Regions from separate parts of the Homo sapiens genome. Here region 2 is linked to region 1. A link is an interaction called in ENCODE POLR2A ChIA-PET data of the cell type or tissue named here. Cell type or tissue: OCI-LY7. All regions are shown on one strand. Each heading gives the region's core, and the rest is flanking DNA. Links, peaks and the distances in the headings are about the cores only.

What was found. ChIA-PET counts read pairs that join two places held together with the same protein. Peaks named below come from ENCODE experiments on the same cell type or tissue, not always from the same donor. Only the 100,000 strongest peaks of a DNase experiment are listed, where the experiment ranks them.
Region 2: POLR2A ChIA-PET joins it to region 1 with 27 read pairs; 3 of 35 experiments call an interaction of 5 or more read pairs at or near these places.

What each region holds. Positions count from the first base shown.
Region 1 is chr10:114,444,078-114,459,433 of GRCh38, forward strand. It overlaps ABLIM1 (actin binding LIM protein 1), which reads right to left. Exons shown (of 23, transcript NM_002313.7): 13 at 9,302-9,406; 14 at 7,547-7,594; 15 at 3,803-3,943; 16 at 1,235-1,326; 17 at 1-57. Among named protein-coding and RNA genes, the nearest start is that of AFAP1L2, 47 kb to the left of the region's middle. In OCI-LY7, for the core only: no CTCF peak of the experiment used is centred there; no DNase peak of the experiment used is centred there.
Region 2 is chr10:114,535,444-114,550,799 of GRCh38, forward strand. ABLIM1 (actin binding LIM protein 1) reads right to left here. Exons shown (of 23, transcript NM_002313.7): 5 at 12,207-12,333; 6 at 9,562-9,655. Among named protein-coding and RNA genes, the nearest start is that of ABLIM1, 120 kb to the right of the region's middle. RefSeq lists enhancers at 5,710-5,759, 6,110-6,289, 8,761-8,870. In OCI-LY7, for the core only: no CTCF peak of the experiment used is centred there; DNase peaks (open chromatin) are centred at 6,638, 6,878 and 9,038; H3K4me3 peaks cover 2,483 bases; H3K27ac peaks cover 4,361 bases.

The DNA of each region.
Region 1 (15,356 bases), core at 4,003-12,002:
CCGGCTCTCTTTCTCCATCTCTTCTTTCAAGATCAACTGTCCCAGGCCTGAGTTAAGCTATTCACAGAAAAAAGGAAAAAAAAAAAAAAAAGAAAGCAAAGCTTGCAATTACTTTCATGGAGCTGCAGTTTCTTTGTAGCAGATCCCACAAGAAGTTTCTCTTGCTGGAGGGCCTGAATGCATGTGGCCCCAGAGCCTGGTAGTTCCTGAAGAGGTAGGTCAAGTTTGGGACCCTAAACCCTCTTAGCCCTTTCAGTTTCAAAGCTCCATTTCCCTAAGTCAGGCTCTGTGTTAGAAGAACGTTTTCCTTCCTCTGCTTTCCCTAAAGAGCCAGGAGACCTCAGAAGGCATGTGTGAGTGTGTGTGGATTTTTGATGTGGGAAGGGAAGACTGGGGCTGGTATCCTTTAAAAAGAAATTGCCTTGATTTGTTTAAAAACAAGAAATAAAGGTAATACATGCTAATTTTACAGATTTTGGAAAATCTAGAAGAAAAGAAGAGTAACCCATAATATGTCACTCAGAAATAACACTATCTTTTGATTTATATCTATCTAGTATTTTTGTATACACACATATAAAACTGAGATCATACTATAAATGCAACTTTGTATCCTTTGACTAATATCACGTGCATTTCCTATATGCTTAGAAAACATCATTTGAAAGGATTCAGCAGCCTCTTGACTGATAACAGACTGTCCTTCTGGGCTGCTGCAGGCCCTTGCTACAGGAAGGAGGGTATGAAGAGGACCCCTTCATGGTGGCCATTCCTTTCATTCCTTTTCTCCTGGCCCACATCCTGGGAAAAGACTTGGAGAAATGTTCAATCCCACAGTCATTCCTTCAGCAGAACTGCATGAGGGAAGGAAGGTGTGGCACTACCTGGGTGGATACCACCTTGCTCTGCCTGGCCCTCCAGCAGCCTTTCAACACATGCACTGCACACATGCCCCCATGTGGTCTCTCTTTCCTTCCCACAACAACCCAAACCTTCCACACCCCTCTGACCTCCAGCACCAATGCCATCTCCTCTAGAGCCCAGCAGGTATTCTGCCATATTCTAGTTACTATTAACAGACACCTGTCTTGCCTTGCCTGCCAGATTTCAAGCCCCTTGAAGACTGGGACCACCTCTTGCCTATCTAGATGGTTTATACATAGTAGTCATTCAAAAAATATAGATCTTATGTAACTAGCATTGAAGACAGCAGCAAGGTAGTTTAAGGACAAACCTTCATTAATTGCTCTTCTTGAAGCTGCCGACGTCTCAGAAGTTCCTCATCATCTTCCTCTCTGCCACTAGATCTGCGTTTCATGTCAGGTCCTAATTCCACAGCAAAGACAACTTCTCACATCAGCCCCAAGACAAGGGAATCTTAACGGGCTAGTCCATCTGTGTTCAGTTTGTTAGGCTGGCAAGGTCAGCAACGGTCTTTAACACTTTTAAGTAAACAATACAAGAGAAAACAAAAATGCCTGCCACCAACTCAGCACTACTGGCTGGTTTCTCAAGAAAATGGCCCTGTGTGACAAGCCAGGTCAACGTGCAATGCAAGGAAGGCCTGAATTTAGGCCTCCCTGCTCCATTAGAACTGGGTTTGCAACTTAGTCTAAGTTCACTGGTCAGAGATCACTTTAGTAAATGGAAGGGCATCTCCAGTTGTTATTTTGATGTCTTTGAAGTGAATTTCCTTTTTCCTTTCTTTTTTGAGACAAGGTTTCACTCTGTTGCCCAGGCTGGAGTACAGTGATGCAATCATGGCTCAGTGCAGCCTCGACCTCCAGGCTCAAGCAATCCTCCCACCTCACCCACCTGGGTAGCTGCGACCACAGGTGTATGCCACCATACCCTACTGATTTTTAAATATTTTTTATAGAGACATGGTCTCACTATATTGCCCAGGCTGATCTCAAACTCCAGGGCTCAACTAATCCTCCTGCCTTGGCCTCCAAAAATGCTGGGATTACAGGCGTGAGCCACCACGCCCAGCCTCAATTTTCAAATAGAAAGAAATGCAAATTTATCTACATACCAACAGATAGGTAAGATAGTCATTGTTTTGTGACATGCGTTTAAACCTTGTAGTTTTCTCTTTTTCTGAATATTTAGAATTTCATAATACTATCACTCTGTCTTCTACTCTTAGTAAATTCAATAAAAAGCATACTTTTACTATTTCTTTCGAGAAATGGGTCTCTAAGGTTTTCTTTTTCTCATCCTTTGAAAAATGGTCACAAAAGAGTTTTATACTAATAGGTAAATCAAAAGCATTAATACAGGTACAATTTTACTTTGGAACAATATAGTAAATTGTGTTCAATTTTTTAGCTTTCTGGAAAGGGGAGACAGGGAAAGGAAAGGAGGAATCTGTCTGAATGGTTGAGAGGTTAAGATAATTATTGTTTTCCTAAATTGCTTGGATTAATCTGGCTGTGGGAGGAAACAGGAAAGTTTGCTAATCTAATCAAAATAAACTTTAACTAATAGTCTTAGTTTTCAGCATTTTGATTAATGGACCTGAAATTTTTCCTCCTTTTGGAATCTAAAAGAGCTTTAAACTACTTAGTGATAATAAATTCAACAACAAAAACTTAATTCTCCCTCTTTCCAAAATGTAGCTGCTTTAATGTCCCAGTAAGCAATTTACTAAACTAGCAACCTCAAGGCCTCAAGAACTTCCTGAAGGGCATGGATTGGCATAGAAAAGCTGATGGTTGGTTCTTAGTTCTTACAATTATAAATGTCAGTGTGAAGTTTCTCTCTTTAGTTTACACTAATGAAAATCAATAGGCACAAGTTTGCAAGGACTAGATAAATTTCATTAATATAATGTACACAACACTTGTGAATAATGAACTTAGGAGGTAGATTTTTCCTTAAACTCTTTCTATAAGTATCAATTGATTTAAAATCCACTTGTATTGCTTGTGAAAGATATTCCAAAAATAACTTATTAAAAATAGCACAATGAAGATTAGGACATTTTGGAAAATTGAAGGCCTTTTAGGTTGTTAACAGAAATGTGATAAGATCGTGTCTTTGTAAAGCTGACTCGCTAAATTTTCAGTATTAGCTTCTGGGTTTGCTAATACTTCTTTTTAGGCCGAGTAGGTTCACTACTGATAATATAGTAAAGACACAGACATAATTGGAAAGCATGGAGCAAAGAATGAAACAGCTGAAATATGACATTTTAGCACAGAATTCATGAAAATGGTAGATGTAAAATCACATAACTTCACAGAAGTAATATTTCAGAACACCTACTACTCTGCAATAGCCCTTTTGCATGATGGACAACATGATCTTACAAGAAAAATGAAAGTGCTTCAGTGTTAAGATTGGTTGTTAAGAATTATAACTACAACCCAGAAATAGTCTAAAACAAATTTAACTGAAAGAAGTCATGCTTCTACAAACATTCGGTAAATTCACCCACTAGACTCTAATTATATAGAACAATGTTCTTGCCATAAGGCTTTCACTCAACTATGTTCAACAGAGTTACTGATTCTGCAGTATTAACTCTGAGAGTCCATGCAAACCATTGGTTTTAGACCAGTTCTGGATCCCAGTGGGTTTGGTTAGAACAAGACTCTGGTGGATGTGTTTTTGTAACTTTTAAGCGTTTTGTACAACAAGTTAATACCACGTTAGTTCTTTTCACTATGCTACCTCTTGGTCATACTTTTCTTTAAAATCTTCATAATAGGATACATTTTCTTTCATGTTTTTAAGCATGTCATCTTGAGCTCTCCTAGCAGTTTGTCCCTTTGACTTAGCCGTGACAGTTGCATACCTACGACAGCAAATGAGGGGGGACCAGGCCAGTGGTCCGTCTCAATCTTTGGTGTCTCGCTGGGGTCTGGTGCCTGGGCTGCTGGGAACTTGGAAAACTTGATGATATCTTCTGAGGACTTGCTCTGGGCTGCCAAGGCAGCTGCATCTAGATGGGAATCAGGGGTTGCTTAGCTATTGGTCTGTAAGACAATGGCGGTACAACCCCACTTACATAGTTTTCTTGTTCTCTGGCAAAAGTTTCAGTTCCAGAAAGTTCTGTTTATTACCATTATCCATGGCCCAGTCACTCAGAGGTACCTATTGACAAGTCAACTCATTTTCCTTACTTTACGTCAGAAGCAAAGCTTCATTCTACATGTGTTCTACATCTGAAAAACCCTATTCTAGAGTGCTGCCCAGCACTAGCTAGATGAGGCTATTTAAACAAAAAAAATTAATACAATTAAAATTCTGCTCCTCAGTTTCACTAGCCATATTTCAACTGCTCAGTAGTCACATGTGATTAGTGCCTACTGTCCTGGCCAGTGCAGATATAGAACATTTCCATCCTTATAGAAAGTTCCAGTGGACAACACTCTCCTAGAGTAATTAGTAATCTAAAATTAAAGAGCTAAGTTGAAAGCATGACGCTATCACTTGACTGTAGTTGTTAATCATTAGAGGGTTGGCGGGCTTTGCATCTTTGGGCAAGAAGCCACAAATATGTTGGTCCAGATCATTCTTTTATTATTATTATTATTATTATTATTTGAGACAGAGTCTCACTCTGTCGCCCAGGCTGGAGTGCAGTGGTACAATCTTGGCTCACTGCAACCTCTGTCTCCCAGGTTCAAGGGATTCTCCTGCCTCAGCCTCCCAAGTAGGTGGGATTAAAGGCATGCACCACCATGCCCAGCTGATTTTTGCATTTTTAGTAGAGACAGGGTTTCTCCTGGCCAGGTTGGTCTCGAACTCCTGACCTCAGGTGATTCGCCCACCATGGCCTCCCAAAGTGCTGGGATTACAGGCATGGGCCACCACACCCTGTCTGGTCCACTTCATTCTAATCCTTATATACTAAATACATGTGTCCTTGAGTCCTAGGAGAAATGGAAATTGGAAAATCCACTTTCAGCTTGCAGGAATTTGGCATTGAAACTTATGTTTGCCGTTTCCACTCATTGTTTTGTTCAAAGGTCTGTGCACACAAGTGAGTTATCCAACTTTAAAACAACAAAAGCCAAACTAGCAGCAATATTAGTTCACAAAGTTCTTATTGGCTATGCTTAGAGGAGGAGTCACAGCTTAGAGCCCCAGATCTAACCTACAGAGATGGAGCAAAACAAACCAGGTTAAATGGACAGTCCCTGATTCTGGCTAATTTTGCAAATCGGCCAGGGATGTCACTAAATATTTCAAAATGTATTTATAATGCCTTAAATAACTTTTTTCTTCTGGGCTTACATATTTTAAAATCTGGAAATAACCTTTTGAATCTTCAGCTCTAAGTCCTCCATTTTTCGGGTAACCTTCTGGGTCTCAATTTGCTTAAATAACTCAACCAAGGTCACCCAATACAAAGGGGTAGTCTTTTTTCCCTTCCTTGGAGATAGGGTCTTGCTATGTTGTGCAGGCTGGATTCTAACTCCTGCACTCAAGCAGGTCTCTCATTTCAGCCTCCCAAGTAGCTGAGACTATGGGTGTGGGCCACTGTGCCCAGTTTAGGAGGTAAAGTCTTGGCCAGGCATGAAACAGTGTTCCTCTGAATCTCTAACCTCATGAGAAAACCATTTCAGCTTGGAAAACACTACATAGGAAATCCCCTTCTTAAAGATGGACAAAACATGTTAGCATATAAGAAGTTCTCAGAAGTTCTGCATTATGAAGAACAAATGTGACTTGATTTAAATCTAGCCTTTCTCAAACGCATCAGGGCACAGACACCAGTTTTGGGCATAACAACTATTTCTTTGGCATGGAATGGCTGTTTTGCAAAAACATCCTTTGGAAAGCGCTGCTCTGGCTGGGCTATTTTTAATTAATTATAACAGCCTGAAAGACTTCAGTCAAAGTAAATATTATGAAAAGAAGTCAACTAATTCCTTCCAAACAAATAATCTAACATTATCCAATCTCCTTAAATTTTAATTATTTGATTATTTTTGTTCAGAGAGGAGGACCTAAAGATAGTATTTTTTAAAGCCTGTAAGTTGACAAATCAAATGCTGAGAATTTTATTCTTAAATTAACAACAAAAGGATGACTTCAAACAGTACTTACGCATTAGAATTGGTGAAGTCAGTAGTTAAACATTCACATGTTAATGAGTGTGTGGAAAGACAATAAACCATAAAAAAAAAAAAACAAAAACAATGTTAACAAACTTAAAAAGCAAGCGTATGGTTTAAAACCTCAAAAAAAAAAGATGAGAAAAAAAATCATAGCTCTAGAACCATTACGATACATACATTTCTCTTTGTCTTCCTGATTTTGGTCTAAAATTTTTTTCCTTACGCATTTTCAATGTTATTTGATTTTGATTTTCACATCGTCCTAATTCTTCTTTCTTTCTTTCTTTTTTTTTTTTTTTTTGGCGACAGAGTCTCATTCTGTCGCCCAAGCTGGAGTGCAGTGGTGTGATCTCAGCTCACTGCAATCTCTGCCTCCTGAATTCAAGTGATTCTCCTGCCTCAGCCTCCCATGTGGCTGAGATTACAGGTGTGCGCCACCACGCCCAGCTAACTTTTTTGGTATTTTTAATAGAGGAGACAGGGTTTCGCTACATTGGTTGGGCTGGTCTTGAACTCCTGACCTCAAATGATCCACCTGCCTCGGCCTCCCACAGTGCTGGGATTACAGGTGTGAGCCACTGCACCTGGCCTCATGTTATCCTAATTCTTAAGGACTCATGAATGTCAGCTGAATTCTAAAGGCAGCCTTCAAATTTCCAGGCACAATCTGTGTAGAATTTTCTGAAAACGCCTGAAGACCAGCTTTAGATATCTTTTCACAAAGATTTATGGTCGATATATCTACAGAGACTTAATAATGGTGGAGGAAAATGTGATTTACATAAAGTCATGTGAGTTCCTGAGTTAAAAAAAGGAAAACAGAATTATACATCCACGTTAGTGATTCTTAGTTTGCAGGAAGTTCAGAGACAAACTGATCTAACTAACTGGTTTTTACAGAAGAGAAAACTGAAGCACAGAGAAATGACGTCACAGAGCCATTTAGGGAGAAAGTGGGAGCAGAGCCTTGACCTCTGTGTTAGCCTGTATCCTGTCCACTCCACTGTGCACACATCTTCATGCCCAATAAGAAACTGGAGACCTGGACAGCCAAGTTGATGTAGGCTCAGTCAAATTAGTTTTTCTAGGTGGCTGGTTTTTCACCAGTTTAAATTAGTCTCATCAAAATTATTTTAAAGGGTGACTATATTTGATGGCAAAAAGAAAAAAGACTTGCTAGGATGTTTGTGAGTTGCTGTGTGACCAGTACTTCCCCTTCTCTAGGAACAGAATGATACATGGTTTGATGGGCTCAGCAACAGGTTAGAAGCTTTCTAATCAAGCTAAGTCTCTCCATCCAGGAGAATCAATTTTACAATATTTACATCTTAGTAGACCAGAAAGGCATAATATGCTGGATGCCCCAGTTTTACTCTCAAAAGCAGCAGCAGGAAAAGCCTTTCAGAGGACAGCAAGGAGAAGTTCAGCTGACTTTGCTATTTAAAAGCTACGCGGAGGAAAGCGGGTTTTACCATGCTGTTTGTAGATGGGTGGCTTTCGGTAAATGTTGATTCCTTGATCTGTGGAAATGAAAAGCAAAGGTGTGTGATTATGGGAACCAGTTCAGCGATGGGAAAAACAGATCAACCAAGGGGCAAATCAAACTGAAGATCTTGAACAAAAACAACCCAGAAGGTTAATTTCTGTATTACAAAGATTGAGTTTATTGAAAGAAAAATTATAGAAATGAGTGGCTTACTATAGACAAGTGTTATGGAAGCCTTTGTAATACATCTTAGGATATATAAAGATGTGATTAACTCATGAGCCATTTATTTCAAATACACACTTCATTGAAAGTGGGATTAAAACAGGAAGAAACGCAAGCAGTGGAGGTACTCTTATGGTGAGAAAGACATAACCAGCTTGGGGAAAATGCCCAAATTGCTATTGTCTAGAAATTGAGCCCCCAGTAGATACCAGTGGCTCAATTTACTTTTCAACTAATGAGTGGAACAGTGGAAAGCAATGTAGAAAAATCAAAAGTTTTTTTAAAAAAAACAGAAACTTTTTATGTGCAAGGCTAGCCTGGTGTGCTGATGGGATGTTCAACAAATCCTAATTTATACAGGCCAAATTTTTTAAAAAAAGAATGAATGAAAAAGAAAAGAGATGCTAAACACTATGTATATATTTATACAAGACCCCCTTGGATTATGGAACCATTTTGCTTTAACTATAAATACTCAGGAAATTTCAAAAGGTTTCTGTTTCCCCAGAACCGTGGGCACTGTATCTTGGTGGGGCATTTTTATGTGAAAAATCCCAGATATAGAACATTAATTTTCAAGATTCAATTAAACTTTTTTAGAAAGGACAGTCCCAACTAAGTGATATAAATCTCAGTGAACTTTCCTCTGTTTTATTAGGTAAGTTTAGAAGCAAAAGAAAAAAATGATTATAGATTCTAAATATGTACACTTACATTAATATAGTGGGTAATTTATTAAACTACTTTCAGTAGCTAAACAAAGCAAAAAACAATATACTGCTGGTAGAAATATAGTATTATTACCTCTGATGGCTAATCCTGTCCTTACAAAGTGAGCTGATTCTAAACATTAAGATATTATATTAATGGGCTCTGATTATTTCAGTTTCTGATGTCAAATTACTATTTGCATTATGACAGCAAATGCTTGTGACTACTAGAGCAAAGCTTGCAGCACCAAGCCTAAATTGCAAGATATCTTCACGGGCTATGGAGATGGCTAGTCTGTTATGCGCTGCAGAAAGACCAACCAATTCACCCAATTCTACATCTCTCTGAAAAGTCCTTGGAGAAAGTCTCCACATTAGAGAAAAACAGGAAATATAAAAGTATTCTCTCAGGTGATACTGTGGTTCAGTCTTTAGGATGAGAAGATAACTAGATTGCCATTGCCATAATTAGTCAATGACAGCAAACCACAGAAAGATATCTCAGAAGGCAATGATAAAAAGGTACAATTAAAATTTTAGTAAAAAACAAAACAAAACAACCCAACTGCTTTTACCCATCACCCACACTCTTCAAAAATTATTTTAGAAAACATAAACCTTCAACATAATCCTGGCATTTAACACATAAAACTTTTGAAAGGCCCCCTAGGTCAGATCCTGCAATTTAGGGTTTGTTAACTGTGCATCCCAATTAAAAGAGCATGAGAGATGAGACAAGACGAGGTTACAAGGCTACATTCTACACTGTGACAGGACACCAAGACACAGACTGTGTCAGCTCCTACCTGGAACATGGAAATGTTTAGGGGCCTGAGCGTAAGTTGGAGTTAGAGGGCGGCTGTCTGGCCGGTAAGGGAGAGGGGAGTTCCGGCCGCTGGACGGCTCATTGCCTCCAATGAGAAGAATGGAAAAAACAAAATGAGAGAAGGGAGAGAGAAACAAAGAAAACAAAGCAAGTGTAATAAAAATTCAAAACAACAGACTGGAAGGAGGTTCATCAAAAAGGAGAAACAAAAGAAACAAACTCAATTTATCAACTTGACTTGCAAAGGTGATATCAGGTTTAGTTTTCCGTTGCAGAGATTTGAACTCAGGTGGAGCTGGGTTAGAAGCAGCTAGCGGTCAGGTGCGTCATTCCAATGGCATGCATTGAAAGCTGTGAGCTCGCAGCAAACTGATTAGATGGAGGGGAGATTGGGAGCGATGGAAAGCTGCTTGCTCATGATTCAGGATCAGTTGTCAGGTGGTTAAATCCCAAGCGTGTAAAGGAGCGGGCTAGGCAAACCCAAATACAAATCACTCTCAAGCATGATGGCAGCAGCTGGCAATTAGCAGAGGTTTCTCCGATCTGAAGGTTAAGTCTGGGAACCCGTGTGGTCACCAAGTCCTTCCCCTTAGGAATACAAAGTGCCTTCAATTGCAGCGTGTTTGCATATGTTTCTGTTTTCCTCACTTTGAAATATATAAAATAGAGTCAGACGCGTGTCAGCCAGGTATTTCACGACCATTTATACCTCTCCCCATCTTTCACTTCAAAGATGAGGCTCAACCCAGGCCAATGATTCAATCATTGAAATATTTATTGAACACCTACTATGGCTGGGCACTGAGTACTACTGAGGACAAATAGATGAATGAGATATAGTCCCTGCCCTCAAGGGACTTAGAGGCTATCTAAGGAGACAAACTTAAATGCCATATAATGACATGCAATTGTTTACTCTGAGGTATAAGAAAAATGCTATGAGACTCAGATGAAGGTGACACCAATTCTTCAAGCTAGGTTTGAGCTGGGCATCAAAGAGTAAGCTCACCAGGTGAGAGGGTAGGTGAATGGGAGGGTGGGAAGCCCATATTCCAGACAGCTGGAATGTCATGAGAAAGGAGGGTGTGGAAGGGTGCAGACTGGAGGAGCAACAGGACTGGCCACCTTGTCTGGAAGGCATGGTGCTCTTGGAGGAGAGAAGAGGGACCAGGGCAGAAAAGAGAGCAAAGGGGTGGCTGCAAAAGCTTTAAGTGCCACCATAGCCACCATCACTCCCTTCTGACCAGGAGAATGGCCAAGATAAACTAATTCAGCTTGTGCAAAATTAGAAAGAGATTTGTAACTGGCCTAAATTGTCCTCCTACCCTATGTCTGGGCAAACATCTTGTCTCAAGAAGACACCAGAAGATGCAGGACTATTAAAGCTCAATAAATTAGTAGGGGTAATGACTTTTACTGCTGAGTTGTAAGAGCTCTTTATATATTCTGGATACAAGTCTCTTGTCAGAAATAATATGAACTTGCAAATATTTTCTCCCAGTCTGTAGGTTGTCTTTTCACTTTTTTGGTGGAATTCTTTGAAGCACAAAAGTTTAAAATTTTTGATAAAGTCCAATTTATTTATCTATTAACACTAATAATTTTAAATAAATCATAGATCATCAGAAAATAGAGGTCTGGCCAGTTGCTTCAGGTCAAATTTTTCTAAATCTATCCAGTCAAGTGTGAAAGATGTCAATTGTTACCGTTTGAATATACATTTAAGAGAATTTTAATGTCTCAGCATGTACATTTTTAAGTAACCAGAGTACAGATCTACACTAAATGGGCAGTAAGATATTCCAAATATGGGATCTGTGTCTATTACTGAGTCAAATTTAGATTTCTGGCTTTTGGTTATTGGTGTTCTGAAACTTTTGTCTTTTCTTCTCAAGAGCTGGTTTAGCATCCAGACCCAAATATGTTATAATGTTGACTTTATTATTTAAGTCATATATTAGTTCCTAAAAATTATGAAATATCATCCCAAACTATTGATCTATTAAAAAGCTAATTTATAAAAATGTTATCTCATTTATCCCTCTCCTAAAGAGAAGTAACTAGTTCCTATCGGGAAAAAATGAGTATAAAAAACACAGAGGAAAACAGGGGAAGGAAGATTATAATTTGCATTTAGAAGGAAATAGTGTTTTAAACCTGTTGCTGAATTAAAACTTGGTCTCATTTGTCATCATCAGTGCTCAGGGTATCGCCTGGCCAGGAGTAAGTGCTTAATAAATGTCTGTGAATGAATGATTGAAGGAGGCCAATTAATTACCTCCACAGCTATTTATTGGCCTAATTTAGCAAGCACCATGGCAAGATTCACCATCAATTTTCTCTAAATTAAAGGAAGCCAGATGCTAGTGCAATAAGTCCTCACTTAATATCAACAGGTTACAGGAAACTGCAACTTTTTTTTTTTTTTTTTTGAGACGGAGTCTCGCTCTGTCGCCCAGGCTGGAGTGCAGTGGCGCGATCTTGGCTCACTGCAAGCTCCGCCTCCTGGGTTCACGCCATTCTCCCGCCTCACCCTCCTGAGTAGCTGGGACTACAGGCGCCCGCCACCGCGCCCGGCTAATTTTTTGAATTTTTTTAGTAGAGACGGGGTTTCACCATGTTAGCCAGGATGGTCTCAATCTCCTGACCTCGTGATCCACCCGCCTCGGCCTCCCAAAGTGCTAGGATTACAGGCGTGAGCCACCGCACCCGGCTGGAAACTGCAACTTTAAGCAAAACAACATATAGCAGGTCCTTGAAGAACGTCGTTTATTTCAACCTAGAACACTGATGAGGGGAAAAACTAGTTTTTTTAATATTTCAATTCACTTAAGTCACAGTTTCCAAGTAAATGATGATGATAAGTAAAGACCTGTGTACAGCACTGGGCTCACAACAACACCCCTTTTATAAGTTTCCCATTACAGCTAATCTTTGACAACTCCAATATAAATGTTTCACTGAAGAAAAATGATTTAATCCTATGAACATTAGAAATTAACAAGAGTAATCCATAACTGAAAAACAGAATCATTCTTACGGTCTTTTCTCGAAAGAAGGTATAATGGGTCTCAACTTTTACTACTGCTTCTGAACCCCCCTGCCCCATGCTTTTGTTCTTTCACATAGACCTCCACTGTCCTTGCAGAAAATCAGATGTTTCCAGGAAAGTTCTCGTAGGTTTTGGTTATAATACACAATCAAATGAACCCCCATTAAATCAGTTTTTATCATTATTAGCCAGTGTCACGCACACACAAAAATATCTGCATATGCAGGACACAAACTTTAAGGTTATTAGAATTAGACATTTGTCCAGGGATTAAAATATTTCTATCAACAAGACCCTGTGTTGGCCAGTGCCTGTAGAAGCCCCTCACTTCTTGAATATGGTCAAAGCCTCTCAAAGGTTATGGAGTAGCTGTCTGAATTCCCAAGGACTGGATTCTGGCTGAATGCTGTCACCAGTTGGGTGTGGTTCTATATTAGGCTGGATGTCTTCAGCAAACATTCACCTCTCTAGTTGTTTTTTTTTTAAAAAAAAAAAAAAAACACTACTTTGTTCAAATTTTGTAAGCAGATGTAACTATAATCATTTAAAACTTCCCACAAAGCATTTTTAAAAATCAGGTAAAGAGAGACCCAATAACACACCCATCTCAGCAATTCTGCAGAATGTGCTTTTCACATATCACAACCGCTCATCGGGGAATAAGTTCTTGGAATACATAATGTTGCTAGGTACCAAATTCTTAGCCCTTGAAATACCAAAGGCATGACAAATTTTGGGCATTTTTAAAAGAAAAAGGAAAATTCTCAGGAAGAGGCCTCTTTCCCTTTTCTAAATTAAACACCTTATCTGTATTTATTTTTATTTTTATTTTTTTTTGAGACAGAGTCTTGCTCTGTTGCCCAGGCTGTAGTGCAGTGGTGCAGTCTCGGCTCATTGTAACCTCCGCCTCCCAGGTTCAAGCGATTCTCCTGCCTCAGCCTCCCAAGTAGCTGGGATTACAGACATGCGCCACCACATCCAGCTAGTTTTTGTGTTTTTAGTAGAGACGGGGTTTCATCATGTTGGCCAGGCTGATCTCAAACTCCTGACCTCAAGTGATCTGTGGCGCCTTGGCCTCCCAAAATGCTGGGATTACAGGCGTGAGATACTGCACCTGGCCAATACCCTATTTAAATGATATAACTTTGAACCCAACCCTGGCAGGAAATAACTTATGGGGGCCCTAAGAGGCCATCTGTGCATAGTTCCTTACTTAAACAAAGTAATGTGTGACACACCAGATGAAATATCATATTTGGAAGATATCATTATTTTCATCATCATCGTTGTCATCATCTATCAACCCTGAATAAGATACTGTTTAAAAATAATAGGCCGGGCATGGGCATGATGGCTTATGCCTGAAATCCCAGCACTTTGGGAGGCTGAGGCGGGTGAATTATTTGAGGTCAGGAGTTTGAGACCAGCCTGGCCAACATGGTGAAACCCTGTCTCTTCTAAAAATACAGAAATTAGCCAGGTGTTGGTGGCAGGCATCTGTAATCCCAGCTACTCAGGAGGCTATGGCAGGAGAATTGCTTGAACCCGGGAGGTGGAGATTGCAGTGAGCCGAAATTGCACCACTGCACTCCAGCTGGGGCAACAAAGTGAGATTCTGCCTCAAAACAAAAAACAAAACTACTCTGTGTGTGTGTGTGTGTGTGTGCGCACATAATACAATAGTACATATATATATATATATCACACTCATAGCTATTTTGTTCCTTTAAGTCCTCAGATTGGGCTACCCTAAGTTGTTAGTGTTCTCATCTATTGTAGTGACAAGCTACTATATTTCTATTTATGTTTCTATTTCTATTTCTTGGCCTTCATTTTTACCTCCTTTCCTGTTAGCCTAGTAAGCTAATTTTTTAGACCTCAGGGGAGCATTCACTCACAGGACTCTCACTGTACTTAACACATTTAAATGCCCATCTCCACTTTCATTCTTCTTTTTGGCACCATGAGAGCCCGAGTGACTAATTCTAAGACAAGCGAATAGAGATGGGGGTGTGCGATTCTGCTGTGGGGACCTGTTGGAGCACTGCCTAGCTTTCTGGACTCAGAGTGCTTACATCCCCAAATATAAATGAACATCTTGAGGGAACCTTAAGATAAGTTGGCAGCATCCAGAATTTTGTGACAGTTTTAAGATTGCCGGTTCTTGTCTAAAGCGTCAATAAGAGTTACGGTTTCCTTCAGCAAGTGTCAAATATATATTTACATCATGGCAACTCATATTTATAGCAAAAGAGGAAAGATTCCTTTCAAAGAAACTTAATATATGTAACCCTCCTGCTCAGAAATCCAATTTATACTTCATGGACACAGAATGTCATGTCTAGCAGTATTTCAAAGGGGAAGCAAGAGAAACTTAGCAGACACTTTACAAACGAAGCCCGAAACAAAGCGAAAATGGTTTTTCCAAATCTCTAGGCATAAGGTTGTCCAAATGGCCCAAAGATATACTAAGATAGAATGAGGCTACAAGGAAGTTTGGAGGACAGAAATAAAAATACACCCAACCAACAATGGATGTTATGGAAAATGAATGGGGAAGCCAGTGAAGGAGAGAAACAGTCTGTGCCGTGCATCTCAGCTTTACAACCATGCAGGCGTCCTCAGCTCAGTGAGGCCCCAGGCCTGGGTCACATGCTGCAAAAACAAGGAACAGGAAGTGGACTTGGGCAATGGAAGGCTGGGCTTCTGGCTGCCAGAGTGGCAAAGGGCGCCCCCTGCCTCTGAGATGGACATCCTACCTTAGGTCAAGCTCCCAGCTCACATCCATTAAAAACAAAACAAAACAAACAAACAAACAAACAAAAACTCCCTCAAGTTCCAAGACAAGCTCCAAGATAAAAGTCAATGAAGGGCCACAAAAAACCCTGGAAGACATTGACTTATCTCAAAGATATCTTGGATGTGTTATCAATGGCCATAGGCTCCCCCCATTCAGAAATTTCTAAGTGCTGGAGAGGTCTTC
Region 2 (15,356 bases), core at 4,387-12,386, 92 kb after region 1:
GGGATTACAGACTTAAGCCACCATGCCCGGCTAATTTTTGTACTTTTAGTAGAGATGGGGTTTCGCCATGTTGGCCAGGCTTGTCTTGAACTCCTGACCTCAGGTGATCTCCCACCTCGGCCTCCCAAAGTGCTGAGATTACAGGCATGAGCCACCGTGCCTGGCCAAGCCTAGCATAGAATCTTGCATTAAGATGTTTATTGACTTGAATGGCCATTCTTGCATAGATAGCTAGATAGGTAGATGTGTGTATGTGAAATTGAGAGATAAATCACATACCATACAATTCACCCTTTTAAAGTATATAATTCAGTAATTTTTAGTATACAGTTGACCCTTGAACAGCGTGGGTTTGAATCACATGGTTCCCTTTCTTTTAGCCAAACGTGGATTGAAAATACAGCATTCAAGGGATGCAAAACCTCTGTACACAGAGGGTTGACTTTTCCTATAAGTCAGTTCCTCAGGACTGACTTTGGGACTTAAGTCTGACAGATTTACCAGGGGGATGGTGGTCCTGGAACCAATCCCCTGCATATACTGAGGGATGACTATACTCATTGAGTTGTGCAGCCGTCACCACTGTCTAATTCTAGAACATTTCATTACTCCAAAAAGAAACCCCATACCCATTAGCAGTCATTCGTTATTTCCCCCTTCCCCCAGCCCCTGGCATTCTCTAACTTACTGCCTGTCTCTGTGGATTTGCCTATTCCACACATTTCATACAAATGGTATTGGACAATTATGGTCTTTTGTGACTGTCTTTTTCCTTCTTTCTTTGTTTTTTTTTTTTTTTTTTTTTTTTTTTTTTTTTTTTTGAGATGGAGTCTCACTCTTGTCGCCCAGGCTGGAGTGCAATGGCATGATCTCAGCTCACTGCAACCTCTGCCTCCTGGGTTCAAGTGATTCTCATGCCTCAGCTTCCTGAGTAGCTGGGATTACAGGTAACTGCCACCACGCCCAGCTAATTTTTGTATTTTTAGTAGAGACGGGGTTTCACCATCCTGGCCAGGCTGGTCTCGAACTCCCGACCTCAGGTGATCTGCCCACCTTGGCCTCCCAAAGTGCTGGGATTACAGGCGTGAGCCACCGCACCTGGCCCTGACTTTTTGTTCACATAACGTTTTCAAGGTTCCTCGAAGTTGTAGTATATATCAGAACTTTGTTCCTTTTTATGGCTGAATAATATTCCGTTTTCTAGATATACCACCTTTTGCTTAATTCATATTTAAAATGAAGCAATTTCTCCAGTTTATTGTCAAGTGATGGTCTGACAATACACAAGGTGACCAGTGTCTCAATACTGACCCTGTTTCACAGGGCCTTCCTGACTGTCCATTGAGCTGCAGAGTCCGAGACCAGAGCTTCATGAAGAAAATATGCTCTCAAACTTGAGACAGCATCATCCATCTACAACATTCTCTAAGGGCAGAGCCAGGTGGCCTGGTGGAGGCTACAGATGCTTCAAGGAGGCCAGACTATGAGGCACAGAAACACAGCAGACTCTATGAGCAAAGTCACTGATTTTCAGTGACATTTTACACTGGTAAAAAGTAAACCAACCAAGCAGTACATGTTTATTGTCCTGAGAATAGGTATAAAAGGGACACTGAGACAGGCCTTTACCATCCACCAGGAATGGTAACTTTTGGTCCTTCAGCAAGTTATATCAAGGGGCAAATTATTTGTTTTCTGTAATGATTATTGTCAGGTAGATAATAAAGTTCAGGCTCACTCTCTCTCTCTGTCTCTATGTGTGTATGTCCCTATCTTCTGAGAATTGAAAGAGACCTATTTTCCTTATTTTTTCTTTTATTGATACATAATATTTTACATATTTATGGGGTTCATATGAGTATTTTTTTACATGCATATAATGTATAATGCTCAAGTCAGGGTATCTGGAGTATTTATCACCTTCAGTATTTATCATCTCTGTCTCCCAGCTACTTTGAAATATACAGTATATTGCTGGTTAACTGTAGTCACCCTAGTCTGCTACTGAACATTGAACTTCTTTGTTCTAACTGCATGTTTGTATCCATTCACCAACCTAAGAGATCTATTTTCTAATCATGGTTCTGTCACACCAATTAGATCCAGAGTCTCGGGCACTCAGTAGCCTCATCTGTAAATGAAGGTGACTAGTAACTAACTGCCCTGACCAGCTTGCAGGCCTGTGGTGAGAATTAAATGTTTATGAGATCACTTGCAGATGTTAAAAATATTATACAAAGTCAGGATACAGTGGTGGCTTACTGTCCACTGGGACAGACCATCTCAACCAATATACTCAGATAACAGGATCAGATAACATGATCCTCAAAAATATTTGGGTCTACAATTAATTAATTGGATGAAAGCATGAATTCCTCTGAGCACAGTGAGAATGAGAAGAATGCAATTAGCCTTCAGCATGGACACGGGTTATTATTTGTTCCTTGCAAGTGTATGATATACACAGAACAAGAAAAGGGGAATTGACATGTCAGCTTCTCTTTTGCAAATTACATCTCTGATGGTGACAAAAAGATTAGATGTCATGCAAGCATCCTAGGATAACCTATGTTTTGCTCACTAGAGAATAGCTTAGCCCAGAACAAGACCTACTCACTGCTTATGATTACTGCCACATAACATACTTAAAATACCTATGCCAAAAAGAAGGAAGGGGACAAAGGCCTCCAATTTATAATGTGAATTCACCTCAGAAACATCATAAACATTTGCCCCTCAGCTTTGTGAAAAAGCAGTTTTTTAATCAGTCCAAAAGCAAAACAAAACAGAGCCACCAGTTTTTAATTCCTCTGAGAGCCAAGGAAAAGGATTTGGCTGAATCCCATTGTGATTCCATTTCCTTCACCCCAGGAGTTCAGCAGGAGGGGTCTAAAAGCGAGTCTAAATCCTGTCCTGCTGTCCACCCTTTCCAAGTTAACAGATAAAGACAGGGGAGGGTGGCCTCGTAGGGCAGAATGGACAGGCATTCCAGGGTCTAGAGGACTTCCCTCGGCTCCATCTGAGGCTCTTTCTTATGTGGTGGGTGTACAGGCTGTCACAGACATCACTGCACGTTCCCAGAGAGCACAGGTAGCACAGTAAATACCACGAGACACAAGGACAGGTGCCACCAGCCCGCCCAGAAAGACTAGATGAACCCAGGCCAACTGATTTCTGGGTGCGGTGATGTGAGGAAAGGGAAATCGTGGGACTCAGAGCCCCGCCCTCTCCCTCTGTGGTCAGAATGCACATAAGACAACTTTCCTTTCAGGGAGGAGAACAAAAGAATGCTCCCGTGCAGCCTGGCAGGTGCCTGCTCAGGGAAGTACCACTCTGCAGTGTGGGACGAGGGCCGAGCGCCTTTGTCCTGAGTGAACCAGTGCAGTGCTCCATGCACACAGGTAGCCCCTGGGGGCATAGGAATTGCATAAGACAGCTTGAGAGGCCAAGAGAAAGTCAAGCCCACCCTTCCTTAGTCTGTTGGTAAAACAGCCCAAGACTAGGGGAAGAACACATGGGACAAAACCTTTTCCTTTACCCTCCAGGCTTCTGTTTTCAGTTTGACTTTTGCTTTTTTTTCCAAACACTTGTCAAGAATAGATTCAACCTCTATCTAATCCAAAGAGGTATGGGGCTGGGCGCAGTGGCTCACGCCTATAATCCCAGCACTTTGGGAGGCCAAGGCGGGCAGATCACCTGAGGTCAGGAGTTCAGGACCAGCCTGGCCAACGTGGTGAAACCCCATCTCTACTAAAAATACAAAAATTAACTGGGCATGGTGGCGTGCACCTGTAATACCAGCTACTTAGGAGGGTGAGACAGGCGAATCACTTGAACCCAGGAGGTGGGGGGTGCAGTGAGCTGAGATCATACCACTGCACTCCAGCCTGGGCAACAAAGCAAGACTCTGTCTCAAACAACAACAACAACAAAAAAGAGGTATAGGAAGTATTACATTAAGAGTGTGGTGTTCCAGAGAAGATTCCATATCTTAAGAAAGCACCATCAAAAACAATCTACTTTTAGCTATGTGCCTAGAGATGGTTATACCTTTGTAAACAGAGACCAAGAAACTCAGTTGCTGTCTTACTTAAATTTAGGGTTGGAGATATGAGACTAACCCCCTTATAAATTTGGGAGTCCTTACTTGATTACACCCACCATGAGCTGCCTTCATTTTGAAACTAGCTGTTGCTGTTGATAATAACAACCATTTTGTTGCTGTTTCTTTTCTTTATGAGGCTAGCAGGTAACCACCTGTACCCTGGAAAGGATGTCTGCTGGAGTGAGAGCTGTCCTAGGGCTATCTACCAAAGATGGGAAGAAATGCATTCCAAAGAGATGCCCCACTCCCCCATGACATTAGTGACCTAGGTCTGAAGTCTCTTCCAGCTTCCTGTTACCATTAGGCTGTTAGGCAGAAAGAAGGTGGGGGCAGGGGAAGGGGGAGGAGGAGGGGAGAAGGAAGCGGGAGAAGTTTGGAGAAAAGACGGAGAGAGCAAACTGGAGTATCTCACACTAATTTGCCCCTGCACTTCTTAATTAGGAGGCAGGTTGTAAATATCTTCAGAACTCTCCTAAATTTATAAGTTAATCAGCAGAAGCATTTGAAGATGTACCATTTATAGCAAGATCCCCCTAAAAAGAGAATCTTGCTGTCGAAAACAAAACTGAAAACAAGTGATGAGAAATCAAGCTACAATTTGAGTGTATGCTCTATGCTGAGTGTTACGTGCTGGTTTCCAGAAAAAAAGAACCATTGGTTCTGTCTGATCCCTTACAGCCAAGACATGAGAATTCTAGAACTCAGATCCTTAGAGCCGAAGGGACTCCGGGAGGTCTAGCAGCCCAAGTCTTGGAATTACACGTATATTTTCAATTCTTGCACTTAAAGAAAAGAAAACTGAGGCTCAAAGAAGTGGCAAGCCTTGCCCAAGGGGCCCCAGCTGGTGAGTACAGATTCAGATTGGCTGCCACCCAGAGCCTTTTCAACTGAGCCGCTGGTGCTCGGGCCCGTCTCCCCACCCGTTCAAGCTGATGTGATTTTCAGGGCTTACAAGGATTAAGGAATGACAGAGACAGAGAGAACTCGAGGGCTGCTGGAGGTTACATGCTAGTCCCTTTACCTGGGAAATGAAGACAGCCCCAAGAGGCTGAACAACCTGCCCCAAGTCACTCAGGAATGAGTGACACAGCCAGACCTGGAGCGTCTCTTCTCTATCATTGTCCAGTGACCTTTCTCTTTCTCAAAGGTCCCTCAGGTGTCTGGTGGCATCTCTGGTGACACCACACCTAGAGAGGCCTTAGGGTCCTCTTAGGGCTCAGTGAGTGTTAAATTAAAACCACACAGGGTCTGCAGGCCTCGCTGGGATGATACGTGCATGATTTCCCAGGCTTACTCAAGCAGCTTGAATGGTGACCCGATCATCACCAAAAGAGACTCCCTATCAATTCCCTGGAACCTGTGAATGCTAGCTTATTTGGGAGAAGAGTCTTTGCAGATGTAATTAAGCAAAGGATCTTGAGATGGTGAGGTCATCTTGGATTATCTGGGTGGGCCCTGAATCCAATGACAAGTGGCTTTACAGGAAAGAGGCAGAGGGAACTGTAACAGAGAAAAGGAGACAACACGCAAAAGGCGATGTGAAGACAAAGCCAGAGATTGGGAGGCTGCCACAAGTCAAGCAACACACAGAGCCATCGGAAACTGGGAGAGGCGAGGAAAGGCCCTTCACTAGAGCCTTCAGAGACAGCATTGCCTTGCCTGCACCTTGCTTTCAGACGTCTAACCTCAAGAACTGACAGAACTCAGTTTAAGAACTAACCTCAAGAACCTCAAGAACTGTTTAAGCTTGTTGCTTTAAGCCACCACTGCTACAGCTGACACAGAAAACTAATACATTTGTAAAGGGATAAAATAAATTCATCTGTGGATAAAATAAATATAAAAAACCCACAAAACCCCAAGGTTCACAGTATTTACAACAAATCCACCATCACAATATTTCACCACCACCAAGACCCAAGCATGAGAGGCCGAGGGAGGAGTGTGTGGAGACCGTCCTGCTTTGTGTTGGTAACCAAGCCAAACCGACTCACAAGCTGTCACACGTCAGTGTGATAACCCTGCAGGACGTTTTTCTAGCTCACACGCCCATCTAAGGACTACGTCTGCTGGGTGGAGGCTGAACATGGTGCAAACTACTCCCAGACGCCTCAACTCTGAAAGCCCCGCATGGAAAGTCTCCAAGTCTTAGGCCTCACAAAACGGCCTTCACAGAAACCTGAAGCCAATTTGAGAAGAGGTCTCTGCAGCCACAGTGAATGCCAAATGACTCAGGTCTTGAAGCAGAAAACAGAGTAAGCACATGTTTCTTCCAAATGGCATGTTCTTGGATCTAGCTTTATTTTAGATTTTCTTCCCCACAGCTGTTGAGCTAAATCTGAAGGGAATCAACACACACACACACACACACACACTCACACACTCAGACACACACACACACAGAGCCCTTTTCCCTCCCCAGCATGTTTTGGGGGAACACAGCTCCACATGTGGACTAAGAAGACTGCAAACACGGCTGTCACAAATGTGGGGACCACGTTCAGTATTTTCTCGTCTCTCTTTGTACAGCTGGACATCTGGGAAATCATTCTGATGTTCTATTGTTTCTTTTTATGAGGGCCAGGCTTGGTTGCTCATGCCTGTAATCTCAGCACTTTGGGAGGCTGAGGCAGGAGGATTGCCTGAGGCCAGGAGTTAGAGACCAGCCTGGACAATAGAGTGAGACTCCCGTTCTTTACAAAAAATAACAAAATCAGTTGGGTGTGATGGCATGCACCTGTAGTCCCAGCTACTCAGGGGGCTGTGCAGAAAGATAGCTTGAGCCCAGGAGTTCAAAGTTGCAGTGAGGTATGATTGTACCACTGCACTCCAGCCTGGGCAACAGAGCAAAACCTTGTCTCTAAAAAAAAAAAAGAAAGAAAGAAAAAAGAAAAAAAAAAAAGAAAAGAAGAAGATGATGATGAAGAAGGAAGAAAGATGAAAGAAGAAGGAAGAAAGAAGAAATTAGAAGGAAGAAAGGAAGAAGGAGGAGGGAGAAGGGAGGAGGAGGGAAGAGAAGGGAGGAGGACGAGGAGGAGGAGGAAGGAGGAAGAAGAAGAAAAAAGAAAGAGAAAGAAGAAGGAGGAGGAGAAGGAAATTTCCAAGTTGCCCCAACTCAACAGGTTTATTTCAGTCCTCCACAAGAGATCAAACTCAGGAATCCCAAGGGAAATGGCGTCAGGCCCCAATCAGGGCACTTCTGAGAAGAGCTCTCTGGGGAGGGATGAGGGATGGACTCAGGGCCAGGAGGGGAGGCACCAACCTCCTGTGCATCACACTCTGAGCGCTGTGATGGGACCGCTCGGACTCCAAGCTCCCCATCAGGTGGGTCCCATCCACCTTCTCCAACAGCCTTCCTGGGGATATGCTTCTTTCTCCCTGGTCAAGACACTAGTTTTGAAGTGTCCTTGGGTCAATAATTAAAGCTTTATTGGAAAGGCTATGAGAGAACTCTTTCCACCCTTCCTGTGTGTGCGGAGGGTGGGGGCCCATTTCTCAGGCTCCACTCCAGCTAGCACCACCATCATTTTGTGCCCAAAGTTCTGTAGTAGCCTCCTAGCTGGCCTGTCTCCACCCCAACTCCCTTCCCAGCCATTTAAAAAACATCTGAGCTGAAATGCACGTACTATAAAATTAAACATTTTAAAGTGAACAATTCAGTGGCACTTAGTACATTCATTCACAATGCTATGCAACCACCTCCTCTAATTCCAAAATATTTTCATCACCCCAAAAGGAAATCCTGTATCCATAAAGCAGTAATTTCCTATTTCCCCTTCCCCCAGCCTTTGGCAACTACCAATCTGCTTTCTATCTGTATGGATTTACCTATTCTAGATATTTTATATAAATGGCATCATACAATATGTGGCTTTTTGTGGCTGGTTTCTTTTACTTAAAGGCTCATCCTGTGGTTGGCAGCACTGCTTCAAGGCTGGATAATATTCCACTAGTTGGATACACCACATGTTGTTATCCATTCACCTGCTGATGGACATTGGGTTGTTTCTACCTTTCGGCTGATGTGAATAGGGCTGCTGTGAACGCGTGCGTACATAGATTTGAGAACTCTCATACGTTCTTTACACAACAACCTGGTCTAATCACATGACACTCCAGCTACAAGCAGTTCAATGGCTTCCTACCGCTTTTAGGGTAACACCCAAACTCCAGAATATGACTCTTGGGACCCTGCCCACTTCTCCAGCATCATCTGTCACATCGGTGCCCAACTGACGTTTCTTATGTATCCTGTGCTTTTCCTCACCTCTGAGCCTCTGCAGGTATTGCTCCCTCTTCCCAGAACCCTCTTCCTCGGGCTAAGAGGCAACTGCATTTGACCACAACCACACCCTTCTCTCCCAAATGCAATCAGCTGCCCACGTCCCAGCACACATCCAATGCTGGCCCCTCTGTGCTTCATGGAAAGGGTTTACAGTGGGATTTAGGGGGCTACACTGGGCCTTTGCTGTGAAACCCCACGGAAGAGACAGCACAGCCCAGAAACACCATGGTGGCGGGGAGGGGGGCCTCAGATCTGTGTCTGTGTCTCTGAAACGTGCCCTGCTGGGAAGGTGGAACATGGCTCCGTGGATTTAGCAGCCTGGTCCTTGACAAAGCAAGATGACAAGCTGCAGCACCTGTAGTCATCCCCCTAGTTGTGGGGCTTCCTGACCCACCTCTGCTTGGGCCATACTCTCCACGCTGGCAGGTGGGCCACAGATGAGGCAGTCTTACTTCTTCCTTGGACCTGGCTGACACCCCACAGGCCTGGGAGAAGTAGGGTAGCGACTCCTTCTGAACTCTGGCCCCAGAATTCTGTGTCTCACCCCAGAGGAACTGGCTCAGCCCAGAGGCAGAAGCCTGTGTGGCGGCTGCTGAGAAAGCAGGAAGAAAGCTCCCTAGCTGGAGGCGGTTGCACCTGAACTTGACAGGCTTCAGCTCAGCCCCGGCCACAGGGTGCTCTGGGTCACACAGGATGTGGTTTTTGAAGTTTGGGGAAGCCAATGCCTCTACCTTTCCCCCACCCTTCCTTTCTTAGCTTCCATTCTGAGCCTCTGCTCCCTGAATCTGCACACGCCCACAGATGCATGCATAGACATATGCACACATGCACACATGGATGTATACACACATGATTTCACACCCTTTTCATTTACTCTTGTCTAACTTCTAAAAATGAAAATGGTCTAATATAGCCTGTCCTACATAACTCCTACCAGAACCTTTATCATTCTTTTTTTTTTCCTGTGCAAATTCTCCATCATTCTAATTTCCACGTGAGCCTTTGAGGAGAGTGCAGCACCTTAATTCTTGAAAATAGTCACCTGCGACTACTTTCTTTCTCCACAGGTGAAAAAAAGATGGAGGAGGTGGGAAAGGGTCCCCTCTTGTTTGTTTCTGAGGGCCGCTGAGAAAGATGGCGGTAGCTATGAGGGAGCCGGTCTGCCACTTACCTCCAGGACTTTCCCTGTGATAAACTGGTGACACGCCTCACATTTCACCCCAAAGAGTCCCTGGTAGTCCTTTTCACAGTACGGAGCACCATCCCTGCAAGACAAAAACGTGTTCGGCTCCTGAGGAGGTGGCCAGGGGCTGGAGAAGACACCAAAACCACATTTCTCCAAGGCCTTTCCACAGAAGGGCAGGACATATTTCTCCCCTGCCCAGTGTTCACATGCCTGGCAATCCAGTCAGACCTGGCCAGACAGGATCAAAACCACAAACAAAACGATCCAGAGAGCACTCTGCGGCTCTCGGTGCCACACAGGCGAAACAGCCATGTCGCCATATGGTCACCCTTGCCGATTTTTTACTGTCTCAGAGCTAACTAGCAGAAAGCCTGGCAGCATTCTCTCTCCACAGGCCCCCTGGGCACGTAGGAGTACTGAGCCCACTGAGCCCACATAACAATAATTAATAAACCAGAGAAAGAATGGTGTTAATGAACCTGAAGAAGATACTGGCAAATCAATAGGCAATATCACACCTGAAGGCAAAACACTAGCGACAATTTCATTAAAACCACAATAAAGGCAAAGCTATAAAATATTGTTAATGTATATAATACATATAGTTATTAATATGACACTGAGGCCCGGCACGGTGGCTCATGCCTGTAGTCCCAGCACTTTGGGAGGCTGAGGTGGGTGGATCAACTGAGGTCAGGAGTTTGAGACCAGTCTGGCCAACATGGGGAAGCCCTGTTTCTACTTTAAAAAAAATACAAAAATTAGCCAGGTGTGGTGAGGTGTAGCTGTAAGTCCCAGCTACCCAGAAGGCTGAGGCAGGAGAATTGCTTGAACCCAGGAGGTGGAGGTTTCAGTGAGCCAAGATCGCACCATTGCATTCCAGCCTGGGTGACAGCACAAGACCCCATCTCAAAAAAAAAAAACAAAAAAAAAAAACAAGAACACTGAGCCCGTCAGATGTGGGCTCAGCATTCATTCCCCTACAAGGGGCCCACATGCCAGAGTACAGCCTCTGAACAGCCTGCAGACACCACCTCCTCAGCTCTCAGGAGGCCTCCGGAGCCCAGGGCCGCCTCCTTCAGCTCAGTCAACCTCCTTGGAGCACAGGAAAAATATTATATCCTGTGTGTGATTGCATGGAAAAGCTATAGAGTGCCACCCTAGACTGCCAAGTTACCCACCCCCGCATAGCTTGCAATGTTCCGTTAGAAGCCAGGCACCTGTCTTATTTTGTCCATAATGGTCACCTGAAGAGCTTCTTGCCTTTTCTTTTCTTTCTTTTTTTTTTTTTTTGAGACAGAGTCTTGCTCTGTCTCCAGGCTGGAGTACAGTGGTGCGATCTGGGCTCACTGCAACCTCCGCCTCCCAGGTTCAAGCAATTCTCCTGTCTCAGCCTCCCAAGTAGCTGGGGTTGCAGGTGCCCACCACCATGCCCGGCTCAGTTTTTGTATTTTTAGTACAGATGAGGTTTCACCATATTGGCCAGGCTGGTCTCGAACTCTCAACCTCAGGTGATCCGACTGCCTCGGCCTCCCAAAGTACTGGGATTACAGGCATGAGCCACCGCACCCAGCCTTCTTGCCCTTTCAGTGCAGGTGTTTCAGCCTTACCCTGGGCCTGTAGAATTAGATTTCTAGTGGGTGGGGCCCAAGCAACCTTTTGTTTGCTTGTTTGTTTCACTATATTTTTAAACTACATTCATTAATATTTTCGAATAGGTGATTTCATGTGGTTGGGGAAATGCATGAATTAATGAATGAATTTATTTGTTTATTTTTTGAGACAAGGTCTTACTCAGTTGCCCTGGCTGGAGTGCAGTGGTGCGATAATAGTTCACTGCAGCCTTGATCTCCTGGGCTCAAGTGATCCTCCCACCTCAGACTCACAAGTAGCTGGGACTACAGGCATGTGCCACCATGCCTGGCTTGCTTGCTTATTTATTTATTTATATTAGTAGAGATGAGGTCTTGCTATGTTGCTCAGGCTGGTCTCGAACTCCTGAACTCAAGTGATCCTCCCACCTTGGCCTCCCAAGTGTTGAGATTACAGGTGTGAGCCACCACGCCCAGCAGGAAAATTTTTTTTAAGGCATGAAAAGGTATACGGTGGAAAATTTCCCCTCATTGCCAGGCTACATTTAAAAAAAAAAAAGCCTCACTTCCTTAACTGTAGCTATTATCCACTATTATTGAACATGAGCCCATTTCCTGGCAGGCTGTTTTGTGCAGTCCTAAAAGGCCCACAACCTAGGCTTTGTGTGTTTTTGGGGAGCGTCTATGAATGTACTCCAGCCCTGGAAGGAGAACAAAGGCTTACTAGTTCCTCATAGGAGAATGAACAGCAACAGGGAAATTATTAAATGCTTAATTGGTAATGACATACAGTGTAACAGTGTCAGCTTCATTAATTGTTAAATTAGGCAATGATTAACATATCATTAGGTTTATAGTAGCCAAGGCAAAAGAATACAATTCTTTTCAAAAGTTTTATAGCAACAAGTTCATTATGATGGCAGGATGTGAACAATTTCAGCACCATTGATGGGGTGGGGCCCCTGAGACCAGGACCTGCAGAAGAACCACAACGCCCGGTGCCCACTGAAAGGAACGCGTGCCCGCGCCCAGCCTTACTTGCTGATGTACTCCCCGGTGAGGACCTTCCCGCAGGACTTGCATTTAAAGCACCCCAAGTGCCACTGCTTATCCAGCGCCAGCAGCGCCTGCCCATTCTTGATATCTCTTCCGCAGCCGGCACAATCTGAAAAAGAGCAGCCGCCAGTGGTTACTACACATTTCCTTTGCTAAATCCAAGCAGGCAGCCCAATTTCAACCCCACTGTGTGCCCATCACACACTCAATCAATATTTACTCAAGCACCATCTCGGGTCAGTTTCTTTCCCTGCACAAAATCTTTCTTGGTGAAGGCTCACAGGCTGCGTCCTCGGAAGGACACAGAACGGAAGCTTCATGAACCTCCGTGGATCTACGGGGACGGATGTCCTTCACCCATCTGCTTACTTGGGGGTTTTTTAATGTATCCTCTGAGCTACAGATCGCCCAGAGAATATTTAATTATAGTGTCTTGGCTGTGATTTTAAGAAAGTGCGCATAGGCATTTATTAATTGAGGGCACTGTGAACAACTCAGCACTTTATGCTGATGCCTCGCCTAACACTATATACGTGATTACTCCTGGAGGCTGCCCGTAAATCTCATTTTTGTAAATGGGACCCTACTTCCTTATCAATCCAAACCAGCCTTTCAAAGATTTGTGATCATCAATTAAGTGGCTCTTAATTCCTTAGCTCTCAATTCTCCTTGGCAGGCTCCTGGAAGGACAATAAAGGAGAAATTATTTCTTCATGGTAAAGAGTGTGGGCCTGGAATAAGACATCCCAGTGAGGAACCCCAGCTAACTCCTCGTTGGCTAGCTATGTGATCAAAGCAAGTTACACCCTTTTGAAGCCTGGGTTTCTTCTTAGGGAAGTGGGAATGTTATCAGCACCTGGTCTCAGCCCTCTGATGAGGATTCAGTGCATTTAATAGATTTAGCAGTAGATGGCACATTGGAAGTGACTAGAAACATTTGCTGTTATTACAATTGCCATAATTAATCTGATTATCGACTGCTTCATTCTGTTAGGGAAGTTGGGTATTAAAAAGAAACCAGAAGACTGTAAATTGGTGCAACCTTTCTGGAAAGCAACTTCAACAACTACAGACATTCCACATCAATGTACCTGAGAGAATGAAAGCAAGCACGTGTCAAGTTGGCCACGTGTTCCAAGCTGATCAGACAGAACACACACAGAATAAAGCCATGTCCTGGCAAGTCCACTTAGTGGCCAGGTTTGGACCAAGACAGAGTCCACTTGGTACACAAAGTGATGAAACAACCCCCTCTTCTGACCACATCCGTGACTGCCACTGCTTTTTCCTAATGACGCTTCTAGCCCAACTTTAATTCTCTGACCATCCAGAAAACCTTGAGACCCAATCGCTGACCTGGTCCTGCTTCTTGACAACACTTAACCTAGAACTGCTTCTAATCCTTTGAATCCTCTTTAAAATTACCTAGCACGTGGGCTGGGTGCGGTGGCACACACCTGTAATCCCAGAACTTTGGGAGGCCGAGGCGGATGGATCACCTGAGGTCATGAGTTCAAGACCAGCCTGACTAATGTGGTGAAACCCTGTCTCTACAAAATACAAAAAATTAGCCGGGCATGGTGGTGCACGCCTGTAATCCCAGCTACTCAGGAGGCTGAGGCAGGAGAATTGCTTGAACCTGGGAGGCAGAGGTGCAGTGAGCTGAGATCATGCCATTGCACTCCAGCCTGGGCAACAAGAACGAAGCTCCGTCTCAATAAATAAAGTAATTAAATAAATAAATAAAATTACCCAGCATAAGCCCAAATGCTGTGAAAACTCCTCCAAACTGCACCCAGAGTGGGCTCACAGTTCCTCTGGCTTCCCTCTTGCTGCAGCTAGTTTAACCCGTTCTTTTTCTTTTTTTTTAATGACAGGTGTATTTCTGGCGATCTTGGACAGTGGGTGTTCACATAACCTTGAGATCCAGTAATTATTTTATGTCTAAGATTTTATTCTACAAATATATTTGCAAAAGCACATATGTGCATGCATATGTTCCCTACAGCATTTCTCTAATAACAAAAACTGGAAATAGGCTATATGGACCATCAGTGAAGGGCCAGTTAAATAAATTATAGTATAGTTGATAATGGAATACTATGGGCTGTTCAAAAGAACGAGGCAGATTTGTGCTCTGGCATGGAAAGATGTTCAAAATAGATCAAGTAAAAAAAGCAGGCCATAGAACAGTAAGCATAGCATAAGCTCATTCATAAAAAAGTAGTAAAGAAAATGGTGTGTGTGTCCTAGTCCCAGAATAGAACATTTCTGGGGGAAAACATTAAAAATTCTTAAGAAACTTCCCTCTCTGGAGGAGGACTTTACTGTTTAACTTCACATCCTCTGTGTTGTTTGAATTTTTAAACCATGATAATGTAAAAAATTTGACTATTTATAAAATTTAAAAATATAAGTTCTGAATATTGCAAATTAGAATTTCTTAATGTATGGCCCATTATCTAGTACACATATGAGTGTGTATTAGATGGTCATATGCATATGAGTGTATATTAGATGGTCATAAAAGATTAAGCATTTTTTTAAAAGCTGGGGTTTATATGAATTCCAACATCTGACCAAAATTTTTATAAAAGGAATCTCACATCTGGTAGTTTACTATAAAGATAAAAATGGAAGGCCACGATATTAGTTTAAAAATATAATTTTTAAAGTTTAGGAGCACAGTATGGATGTAAGAAAACTGATAGTTTTTTTTAAAAAAAAGACTACTTTTAGAGCAGGTGTAGGTTCACAGCAAAATTGAGCAGAAGGTACGGAGATTTCTGATACAACCCCAGTCCCTCCCCGTGCACAGCCTCCCCCATTAGCAACATCCCCCACCAGAGTGGAACCATTGTTATAATTGATGAACTGACACTGACACATCATGATAGCCCAGAGTCCACAGCTTACATTAGGGTTCAGTCTTGATGTTGGACATTCTGAGTTTGGACAAAGGTAGTAATGACATGTACCCGCTCTTATAGTATCATACAGAGTAGTGTCACTACCCTAAAAACTCTCTGTACCCCATCTATTCATCCCTCCCTCCTCCTAACTCCTGGAAACCACTGATCTTTTCACTGTCTACATAGTTTTGCCTTTTCCAGGATGAAATGGACAATTTTT